Regions from separate parts of the Homo sapiens genome. Here region 2 is linked to region 1. A link is a loop called in an ENCODE intact Hi-C map of the cell type or tissue named here. Cell type or tissue: ovary. All regions are shown on one strand. Links, peaks and the distances in the headings refer to the core of each region. The heading gives the core; the rest is flanking DNA.

What was found. Peaks named below come from ENCODE experiments on the same cell type or tissue, not always from the same donor. Only the 100,000 strongest peaks of a DNase experiment are listed, where the experiment ranks them.
Region 2: it touches region 1 in a loop (2.7-fold over the local background); 4 of 110 quality-filtered maps call a loop at or near these places.

Annotation. Positions count from the first base shown.
Region 1 is chr1:9,247,326-9,252,691 of GRCh38, forward strand. The region is part of intron 3 of H6PD (hexose-6-phosphate dehydrogenase/glucose 1-dehydrogenase); the gene reads left to right. Among named protein-coding and RNA genes, the nearest start is that of H6PD, 15 kb to the left of the region's middle. RefSeq lists enhancers at 1,185-2,108, 2,109-3,032, 3,957-4,879, 5,142-5,366. In ovary, for the core only: a CTCF peak has its summit at 2,832; a DNase peak (open chromatin) is centred at 2,922; H3K27ac peaks cover 4,761 bases.
Region 2 is chr1:9,139,867-9,145,232 of GRCh38, forward strand. No RefSeq gene overlaps it. Among named protein-coding and RNA genes, the nearest start is that of MIR34A, 9.2 kb to the right of the region's middle. RefSeq lists an enhancer at 2,364-2,658. In ovary, for the core only: a CTCF peak has its summit at 2,534 (motif pointing right); a DNase peak (open chromatin) is centred at 2,585.

The DNA of each region.
Region 1 (5,366 bases), core at 214-5,213:
CCACTGGCACGCGGTAGAGGCTGGAGTCTCCCTGAGGTCCCCCAAGTTTTTGAGTGCGTGGAGACCATGGGAACTGCGTGAGGGCTTCCCCGACTGTGGTGCTTGCAGCCGTGGCGCCCCCTGCCTGGGGCACTCCCCCTCGCGTCCCCCTCACCTTCTGACCCCTCTCTCGCTTGTTAGTTCTCAGCTCCATGGCCCTCCAGGAAGACTTTCTGAGCCCTGCAGGCCCACTCCCCTCACCCTCACGGCGCCACACACCTCCCTCCCCTGCCCTGCACAGTGTTACCCTTGCCTCGTCCTTGTCCACCCTGTCTCTTCTGCCAGCCTGTAGGCTCCAGGAGGACACCGCCTCTCCCGCACTGCCACACACCTCAGACACACTGAGTATACACCCGGGAGGCGGGGGCCCTGCGTCATGCCCACCGCTGCCTTCAGCTGGGTGGCCTCAGCATGTCACTCCTTGCAGCTGTGAGATGAGCATGTCCTGTCGGTGAGGACAGCTAAGGTCCCTTAGCTGGCATTCTGTGATGGTAGCAAAGTTTTGGAGCATTGACCGTGAAGATGTAAAGCACTGGCTCTTGCCCAGTAACGATAAGAGCTGAAGTTTACTGTGTCCCCAGTCCCCAGCCGCCAGGTGAGGTGGGCGCTGTTACTAGCCTCCTTACAGATGAAGATGGTGGCGAGCCCACAGCCCCACAGTAGAAGGCGGTGGAGCCTGATCCTGGGGGCAACAGTCTGGCCCCAGCACTCAGGCCTGGCGCCGCTGCGCTGTGCTGCCAGCGCTGCGTCAGTGGCCAGCTCATCCCCGCGGCCGCTTTCTGCAGCTGCAGCGGGAGCACCCGAGGCCACTGCCCCCCCAGCCCCCGCAGTGCGTGCCCGCCACAGGGCAGGGCCCAGAGCCCTGGACCCAGGGATGGGCCAGGAGGTTTCTCCTCTTTTTCTCTCTCCCTTGCTCTTTCTCTGGGCCATTTTCTCTTTTTCTTTCCCCCGCCCCTTGGTTTCTCTTCAGCTGCTTCTCCCTTCCTCTCTGAATGTGTATTTAGTGCCAGAAGCTCTCTGCGGGGCCGAGGTGCCACAGTGAGGTACAAAACTCAGCCTCTCAGATATGGCTCCCTAATACTGCCCAGATTCACGGGTGCTGTGGGGGGTGATGATCTCATCACACTGGCTGGTGGGACAAACTCCAAAATGGAGCTGGGCGCAGTGGTACACCCGTAGTCCCAGCTACTCGGGGGCAGAGGCGGGAGGATCATTTGAGCTCAGTAGTTGGACACCAGCCTGGGGAGCATAGTGAGCCTCCGTCTCTGAAAAAGAAAACAAAATGGGTGATGGGTGTTGCAGGCAGGCAGCGTGGTGGGGGGACAATGTGGGGGGTGGGCGGGAGGCCAGGCAGGACTTCCCAAGCCAGGCCTTGAAGGACATTGCTGGGTTCGAGAAGGCACTGGGTTTCTCTACTTCAGAACCCACAGCAGAAAAGAGGCCCTACCCCCTGCAGTGAGCCTTCATGGGTCTCAGGGAATCGTCCTCCAGCCCTTCCAAATTTCCCTCCCAGTCCTCAGCCAGGGCGCTGGCCGTGGGTTGCCCCCCGTGCCTGTCTGTGCCTGATCTCCCAGCAGGCACGTGTGCTGGGCCTATGCCTGCTTCATCTTCAGAGAAGTGAGCTGCACCTGGTGCAGAGAGCCTAGAGCAGAATTGGAGGGGGTCCTGCCCCTGCTGAAGCCAGCGGGCCGGCGCTTGCCCTTCTCTACCTGGACTTGGCCCCATCCCCAGCGAGGCTGGGAGACTCCTCTCCCCTTTCTGGCAACTCCTTCCTATCTCCGCCCTGGGCTGGGGAAGAGCCATGATGTCTGGAGTTACCTGTTGGTACTGTTGCCTCTTAGTTCTTCCAGCCCTCCCACCCTGTTTCCTTCTTGGTATGTGGTGTCATTTGTGGGTTGTTTGTAGGTCCCATGGAGCCAGGGACCAGGCAGATTGCAGGCCCGATTATCCTAGCAAAGGTACTTTTGGATTTTGAAGAAAGAAACACGGAAGATATGAAAGACAGACAGGTGGAGCTCTGGGCAGGTCTGTTTGCCGGGACAGTCTGAGGATGTTGGGTTTGAACAGCAACACAACAGCCTGGGCTGGCTGTCCTCAAGGTCCAGGAGGGAGAGGCACCTGGAGCCCTGTTGTCACAGCTGCAGGGACTAAAGGAGGCCCAGCCTTGCCTGCCATATGGGGCTCTAGGGGAGGGTCCGCCGCTCCTAAGCTCCAGAGTCCAAGGCCTTTAGTACAGCTGGGCCCTGTACCTTCAGCCCAGGGGCAAAGGGAGCCTCAGCGCAGGACAGGCAGTGGGAGATCCACTAGTCCTGGAGGCTTGCAGCCTGTCGCGGTGAGACCAGAGTGGGGCTAGTTCAGTCCACGTTCCTTGTCAGAGGTGGCCAGCAGGACTGCAACTGTCCTGGGGTTTGGCCCTCACTGGTTGGCTTGTTTACCTGCCATTTACAAACAGGTCCTTGATAGCTCGTAGCAGGGAGGGACAGCCTGCTGCTGAGCCCAGCCCCCCAGCAAGTGGGCCTTGGACACAGGGTGCTTTGGCAACAGAATGAGCTTGCTTGCTGCCTCTCTCAATTTTGTGTGCCTGCGTGCCAGGGGACACATTCTTTCTGCATTCCAGGAAGGTGGCCTGGTACAGCCCTGCTGGCCCAAGCACTGCTCTGTGCTGTCCTCTCTGAGTCCTGCTTTGGAGCCAGTCCTTCAGGGGCCTCCCACCTGTGGTTCAGACTGGAAAGAGGGGACAGGCACCGCAGACCTGCAGCACACCCCAGCATGGCCAGGAGCCCTGTGCCCAGCACAGCAAGGCCTAGGCTGCCACTGCTGTCCCGGGTGAGGGCGGGAAACAGGCAGGAGTAAATGCTGCCTCCTACTGGAGCTTGGTGGACTTGGCAGGCGAGTGCTGCTGCAGTGGGGCTCAGCATGGGCAGAATGTTTCCAAGGCAGGATTCGGAGCCCGCGGTCTGACTGCTAATCAGAGGGGTCAAAGTGCACGGCAGGCCATTCTCCCCCACTCCCCACCCCACACACACCGCAGGCCATTCTCCCCCACTCCCTACCCCACACACACCGCAGGCCATTCTCCCCCACTCCCCACCCTACACACACCGCAGGCCATTCTCCCCCACTCCCCACCCCACACACACCACAGGCCATTCTCTCCCACTCCCCACCCCACACATACCACAGGCCATTCTCCCTCACTCCCTACCCTGTCCTCTGCCCTGCCAAGGGTTCTGGTGGATCCCAGCTGCTCTCCACCCCTGCAGTGGTGCAACCCTAGCTGACTCCTAGGCAGGAGTGGCACCTGCGTAACCGAAGCCAGCACCCTGAGTGCTGGGAAGGGAGGGGCTGCAAGCCAGGCCTGGGAAATGGAGCATTCCCGGTCCAGAGCTGCTGCAGGCCCCGGGAAAGGGACTTCTGAGCTGCAAGGTCGTTTGGATGTCTTCCCCCACCCGCATCACACACATCTAAGTGGGTGGAAGCCGGCTTCCCCGGCTCCCTCCCCTCCATCCTCCATGCTGGGTGAGTGTTGTTTTTTTTTCCTGCTGCAGCCTCTGGCCCAGAGGAGTTTGCTGCAGAGTCAAGGCTGCTGCACAGGCCGGAGGGGGTGGGGAGGAGGAAAGGAAGACGCGATCTGGTTCCCAGCTCCCTCTCAGCCTGACCTGGGGTGCTCCTCCTGTGCGTCCCAGTCCGTGAGCCCCTGAGAGTCACAGCCCCCCTGGGTACCCTGGCTGGGGTCTCGAAGCAGCATGGGCCATAAAAGGAGAGTCACTGAGCCTCCTTCATCCCAGAGATGACCCTGGCTGGCCCTCATCATGGCATCGGGAGGGCTCTGCAGACAGGCGGGCCCATGTGATTAATGGGCTGTGTTCAGCTGTCTGGGTCCGGCTGCCTTTTCTGTCGGGAGTGCTGGAATTGGAACTGAGGTCTTGGCACCTCAGAGCCTGAGCCTCTAACCACTGAGCTCCACAGCCTCCCCAGCTGGCCAGGCCCTCAGCAGTTGGCCTCCCTGCTGGAACGCACTCAGGGCCAGTCTCCTTGCTGCCCTAGTTTCCCCTCTGTGTAGAAGGCCTGCTGTTGTTGTTGTTGTTGTTGTTGTTGTTGTTGTTGTTAGAAAGAAGGAGGGAGACTTCCTGAGGACATCACTGCTGGGAGGGTCCCTGTCCTGACATGGGGGAAAGGAGCCTGATGCTTGCCCACCTCTGAGGGCTGGAGTGACCGTTCAGTGCCTCTCACCGAGGGACCAGGGCATCCAGGGTCCTTCCAGGCACACACCAGCTGTCCCGCCTTCCAGCCTGGTGTGCCAGAAGGGGCCAGGAGCTCACTCAGCAGGGCCGGTTCCCCTTCCCGCCCCCTCTGCAGAGCTGTCTGCAAGGTGAGCCCAGGGCAGCTGCCGGATCTCCTGTCCAGAGAGAGCACCAGCAAGCACACTGTGCTCTCCTTGGCCCTCACCTCTTTTTATTTTTAGTAATCCCAGAAGGTGTTGATGGGGATTGCAGCTGGCTCTTAGTTGTCTTTTTTTTTTTTTTTTAATCTATTTTTGTTGAGAAAACCTGGATTTCCCACAATGTGGAAGCAACGAGGAAGGGGTTTCTGGTCCCGGTTCTGAAGGCTGTGACCTTCAGCGCACATCTATACAATGCTGATAGCCCCGGCACCTCTCTCTCTCGGGTAGTTCTAAGGATTAAATCAGATAATGCACACGGAAATACGTTACAAATGGAAGTGTTGTTGTTCTTCCAAGTTTGCAAGGAGAGGCAGCGGCAGTGTTCTTGCAGTGTGTCTGAGTTCCACGTGACTTATATTGGATTATTATATAAATCCTGTAATTGATCTGTCATACTTTTATGTCCATTCTTTATGTCATATTTCTCTCTCACATATACATACACAGTTGTATACATACTTAAATCTCTATGTATTAGCAGTCTGCACAACATATACCTTTTAATATTTATATTTCTGTTCAGTTCTGTTCATACCACAGAATATGTGTTATAAACTCTTTTATTAAGCTTTTTGGTTGTTTCTAGTTTTTTGCTATTTTATTATTATTATCTTGGAGTCTTGTTATGTTACCCAGGCTGGTCTTGAACGCCTGGTCTCAAGTGATCCTCTCTTGCTTTAACCTCCCAAATAGCTGAGACTACAGGAGTGCCCCACCTCCCCGGCTTCTATCTTAGATGGTACTTTGTGAGCTTTTTTTAAAATTGAGATACAATGCACATACCACAAAATTTACGCTTTTAAAATATAAAATTAAGTGGTTTTTAGTATATTTACAAAGTTATGCAACTACTATCTAATTCGAGAACATTTATGAGCATTTT
Region 2 (5,366 bases), core at 221-5,220, 110 kb before region 1:
TTCGAGACCAGCCTGGCCAACATGGCGAAACCCCGTCTCTACTAAAAATATGAAAAATTAGCATGGTGGTGGGTGCCTGTAATCACTGTGGGAGGTTGCAGTGAGCTGAGATCACACCATTGCACACCAGCCTGGATGACAGAGCGAGACTCCATCTAAAAAAAAAAAAAGAAAGAAAAGTGCTGGAATTATAGGCATGAGCCATTGCACCTGGCCCATTTTAACCATTTTAAAGTATACAATTCAGTGGTGTTGATGACATTTGCAATATTGTGCAACCATATTTCCAAAACATTTCCATCACCTCCAACAGAAATCCCATACCCCTTAAGCAATAACTCCCCATGGCCTTCTCCCCCCAGCCCCTGGTAACCCTGATTCTACTTTCTGTCCCCATGAATTTTCCTATTCTGGATGTTTCACGTGAGTGGAATCCTACAATGTTTGTTCTTTTTGTGTCTGGCTCTCAATATAATGTCTTTGGGGTTCGTCCATGTTATAGCATGTGTCAGAATTTCATGCCTTCTTATGGCCACAAAATATTCCATTGTGTGGATAGACCACCTTTTGTTTATTATTCGTCTGTTCCTGGACACCTGGCTGTTTCCACCTCTTGGCTATGGTGAAGAGCGCTGCTATGAATAAGCAGTGATTCTTAATACTGGTTGAGGGGGAAGATAGCAGGAACGAGTGTCTCCCCTCCCCAGAAGCCCTTCAGAATCTTCCAGAGGATATGAGATTTCTTTTGCTTTGTAAAAGCGGACTGAATGCACGTTGGCTAAACTAGGCTGAAAACTCTTGACTTTAAAGCAAATGGGATTAAAAGGAAACTTTCAATAAGTACTATATATCAGTTACGCACAAAACATTGTTACATATTACATAATGTATTCAATAGGAACGTCTTACTTAAATGTTGAGCTAGGCCAGGCACGGTGGCTCTTGCCCGCAATCTGAGTACTTTGGGAAGCCAAGGCGGGAGGATCACATGAGCCCAGGAGTTTGAGATCAGCTTGTGCAACATAGTGAGACCCCCTCTCTACAAATAATTTAAAAAATTAGCCAGGCGCGGTGGCTCACACCTGTAATCCTAGCACTTTGGGAGGCTGAGATGGGCAGATCACTTGAGGTCAGGAGTTCGAGACCAGCCTAGCCAACATGGTGAAACCCCCATCGCTACTAAAAATACAAAAATTAGCTAGGCATGGTGGTGGACGCCTGTAATCCCAGCTACTTGGGAGGCTGAGGCAGGAGAATCGCTTAAAGCCAGGAGGTGGAAGTTGCAGTGAGCCAAGATCGCGCCATTGCACTCCTGCCTGGGTGACAAGAGTGAAACTCCATCTCAAAAAAAAAAAAAAAAATTAGCCAAGTTTGGTGGCACATGCCTATAGTTCCAGCTACTCGGGAGACTGAGGTGGGAGAATTGCTTGAGCCTGGGCAGTCAAGGCTGCAGTGAGCCGTGGTTTGCCACCGCACTCCAGTCTGGGTGACAGAGTGAGAGCCTGTCTCAAAAAAAAAAAAAAAAAAAGAAAAAAAAAAAGATGAGCTGGTAGAATATGTTCTGTGTATTGTTGGCTTATCATCTGTCCCTGTAGAATGCATGCTTGCTGAGGGCAGATATCTGGTCTATATTGTGCAGTGTCTGCCACACACAGTAGGCCCTCAATCAATCTTTGTGGAACACATAGTGGGAATATGGAGCAGCCAGATGACAGGGAAGTGCAGTGGGCCTTTGGCTGCCTTTCTAAGGCAGGATCTCAGCTGGCGGTCCAGCACCTGCAGGGCGACCAGGCACTTCTTTGTTTTTACCGACTTCTCATAGCAATCGCCCATTTTCTTTATTCATGAATAAAGATGGGCAATAAGTTTCAAGAGGTTGTTTTGTTTTGTTTGCTTTGTTTTGAGACAGGGTCTTGCTCTGTTGCCCCAGCTGGAGTGCAATGGTGCGATCATAGCTCACTGCAGCCTCGAACTCCTGGGCTCAGGGGATCCTCCTGCCTCGGCCTCCCAAAGTGCTGGGACCACAGGTGTGAGCCATCATGCCTGGTCTTTGGGAGGTTTTTGTTGTTTGTTCTAGTAGTACGTATGATTCTTTTAACAATATAAATTGCAGATTTTTTATATGTTGGAGTTGTTGCAAAATATCATGAATTCTCCTCACTACTTTTTAAGTTATAGTTATTAGACCAGTTGTTATTGGATATTACTTAATGTGCTAATACTCCCATTGGCACATTACTGCTATCTACTGTGACATACTACTACTGTCATATCTACACGCTATACCAAATTTGGCTTTATCAAGTATTTCAATCATTGTATTTCACTATGATTGGTTAGCTTTGTAATCCCATGTAATTTACGCCTTTATCCTGAGACTCCAGAGAGTTCACTGGACTGACAAAGGGGTTTGTGGTATAACCAAAGTTGTGGGCCTGCTCCAAAGGCTTGCCTAGCTTCCCCCTAGTCAACCCCACGACACACATTGTCCTGGCCCCACATTCACACCCAGTCTGCACGTTACGACCAGTTTATACCAGTAGTTCTGCCTTCTCACCACCAGGAGGCACTGCTTCACCCGAGTCACAGGAAGCCCTGGGCAGGTTAGGGCTTCTCCCTCCCGCCTTCATCCTGACAGGGGCTCGCATCAGAATCCTCCCGGAGCTTTTTTTTTTCCTTACTTCCATCCCTCCTTCCTTTTTTTTTTTTTTTTTTTTTTTTGAGACAGTCTCACTCTTTCGCTCTGTCGCCCAGCCAGGCTGGGGTGCAGTGGTGCGATAGCTCACTGCAACCTCCACTTCCTGGATTCAAGCGATTCTCCTGCCTCAGCCTCCCGAGTAGCTGGGACTACAGGTGCGTGCCACACCTGCTAATTTTTGTATTTTTAGTAGAGACAGAGTTTCACCATGTTGGCCGGGCTGGTCTTGAACTTCTGACCTCCAGTGATCCTCCTACCTCGGCCTCCCACAGTGCTGAGATTATAGGCATGAGCACTGTGCTCAGCCGCTCCTTCCTTTTTTCCTTCCTTCCTTCCTCCCTCCCTTCCTCCTTTCCTTCCTTCCATCCCTCCTCCCTCCCTTCCTCCTTTCCTTCCTTCCATCCCTCCTTTCTTTTCTTCCTTCCTTCCCTCTCTCCTTCCTTCTTCCCTCCCTCCCTCCTGTCTTCCATCCTTCCTTCCCTTCTCCCTCTCCCTCCTTCCTTCCTTTTTTCCTCCCTTTTAACTTTTTGTTATGAAAAATTTCAAACATACGAAAGTATATGAACCCCCAGAGAGCCATCAGCGACTGCAGTGATCATCTCGGGACCCAAGTCATTTCTGCACCCTGTCTGGGAGCCCTCTAAAGATACAGACGCTTGCCCTGCCCTATATGGGCGCTCAGAGCCTTAAGGTTTACAGAGCTCCTGGGCTGTTTGGGAACCACTGTCACAGCGTGGCCCCTGCCTCCCAGACCCCTGGTGACCGCGCACGGGCTTCCAGCAGCCATTCCCACACACATGAGCGTCTTGCCCATGTCTGCCCCAAGCCCTGGGCTCTCACTCCTGTTCTTTTGCTCAGGCACCACAGGAATTGGGGAACAGCTGACTCCCATTCCCTGCACAGCCTCTTCCTGTGGCTCTGAAAGCCAGGGTGAAGTAACACCCATCAGCCTTGCCCTTGAGCAAGCAACCACAGCCACATTTTGCTGGCACGAGGCTCATGGTGTGGCCTCTTCCTGCGATGGAGGGGCAGGCCCTGGGTTGGCAGCATCTCTGTGTTTCAGACTGAAAGACATTGTCAAGCTATTAAAGCTTGGTTCTGAGTGTCCAGAAGGATCCCTGTTATGAGCTGAATTGTCCCCCCTCCCCATCCATATGCTTTTTAAACATTTTTTATTTTTATTTCTTTTTTTTTTTTTTTTTTTGAGACGGAGTCTCGTTTTGTCACCCAGGCTGGAGTGCAGTGGTGCAATCTTGGCTCACTGCAACCTCTGCCTCCCAGGTTCAAGCGATTCTCCTGCCTCAGCCTCCCTAGTAGCTAGGATAACAGGTGCCCATCACCACGCCCGGCTAATTTTTGTATTTTTAGTAGAGATGGGGTTTCACCATGTTGACCAGGCTGGTCTTGAACTCCTGACCTCAGGTGATCTGCCCACCTCCGCCTCCCAAAGTGCTGGGATTACAGGTGTGAGCCACCGTGCCCGGCCATACTTTTTAAAAATTTTTTGTAGAGATGGAGTCTCACTATGTTGCCCAGGCTGGTCTCAGCCACTCAAGGTGCTGGAATTACAGGTGTGAGCCACCATGCCCAGCCCCCCATTCATATTTTGAGATCTTAGCCTCCATTACCTCAGGATATGACTGTATTTGATGATAGGGTCTTTAAAAGGTAACTAAGTTAAAATGAGATCGTTAGGTTGCACCCTAAACCAATATGATTGTGTCCTTAAGAGGAAACATGGGCCCGGTGCAGTGGCTCACTCCTGTCATCCCAGCATTTTGGGAGGCCAAGGCAGGCAGATCGCTTGAGCTCAGGAGTTCAAGGCCAGCCTGGGCAACATGGTGAAACCTCATCTCTACTAAAAATACAAAAAAATTAGCCAGGCATGGTGGTGCACGCCTATAGCCCCAGATACTCAGGGTGAAGCGGGGAGTCAATTGAGGCTGGGAGGTTGAGGCTGCAGTGAGTCTAGGTCATGCCACTGCACTCCAGCCTGGGCGACAGAGTGAGACCCTGTCTCAAAAAAAAAAAAAAAAAAAAAGGAAACATGGACACAGATAAGAACCCAGGGAAGACCAGTGGAGACACAAGGAGAAGACAGCATCTCCAAGCCGAGCAGAGAGTCCTGGCGGGGCCGCGCGCGGTGGCTCATACCTGTAATCCCAGCACTTTGGGAGGCCAAGGCAGGTGGATTACTTAAGGTCAGGAGTTTGAGACCAGCCTGGCCAACATGGTGAAACCTCATCTCTACTAAAAATACAAAAATTAGCCTGGTGTGATGGGCCACACTTGTGTTCCCAGCTACTTGGGAGGCTGAGGCAGGAGAATCACTTGAACCTGGGAGGCGGAGGTTGCAAATGGATACAACTCACTAAACCAGTAAGATCCCTTCCTACATCCTGAGGAACTACCTGTAGGAGTTTCTGACGGGGACCAGAGGCAGCCTGTACAGGGGGCCTGGGGCTCTCTATGTGTGTGTGTCCCGGGGCAGCCCTGGGTTTGGTGAGAGGGAGGATTCTGATCTCACTCAGCCCTACTCACTCCGGCCCTCTTGGGAAGTGGGTACCAAGCCCTGATCCCACCCGGGCTGGTGCAGGATGGTGGCATCCCCGTGGCCTGCAGCCGAGCCCTGTGGAAGGCCGCTGGGCAGAGACAGCTCCTCCGTTCA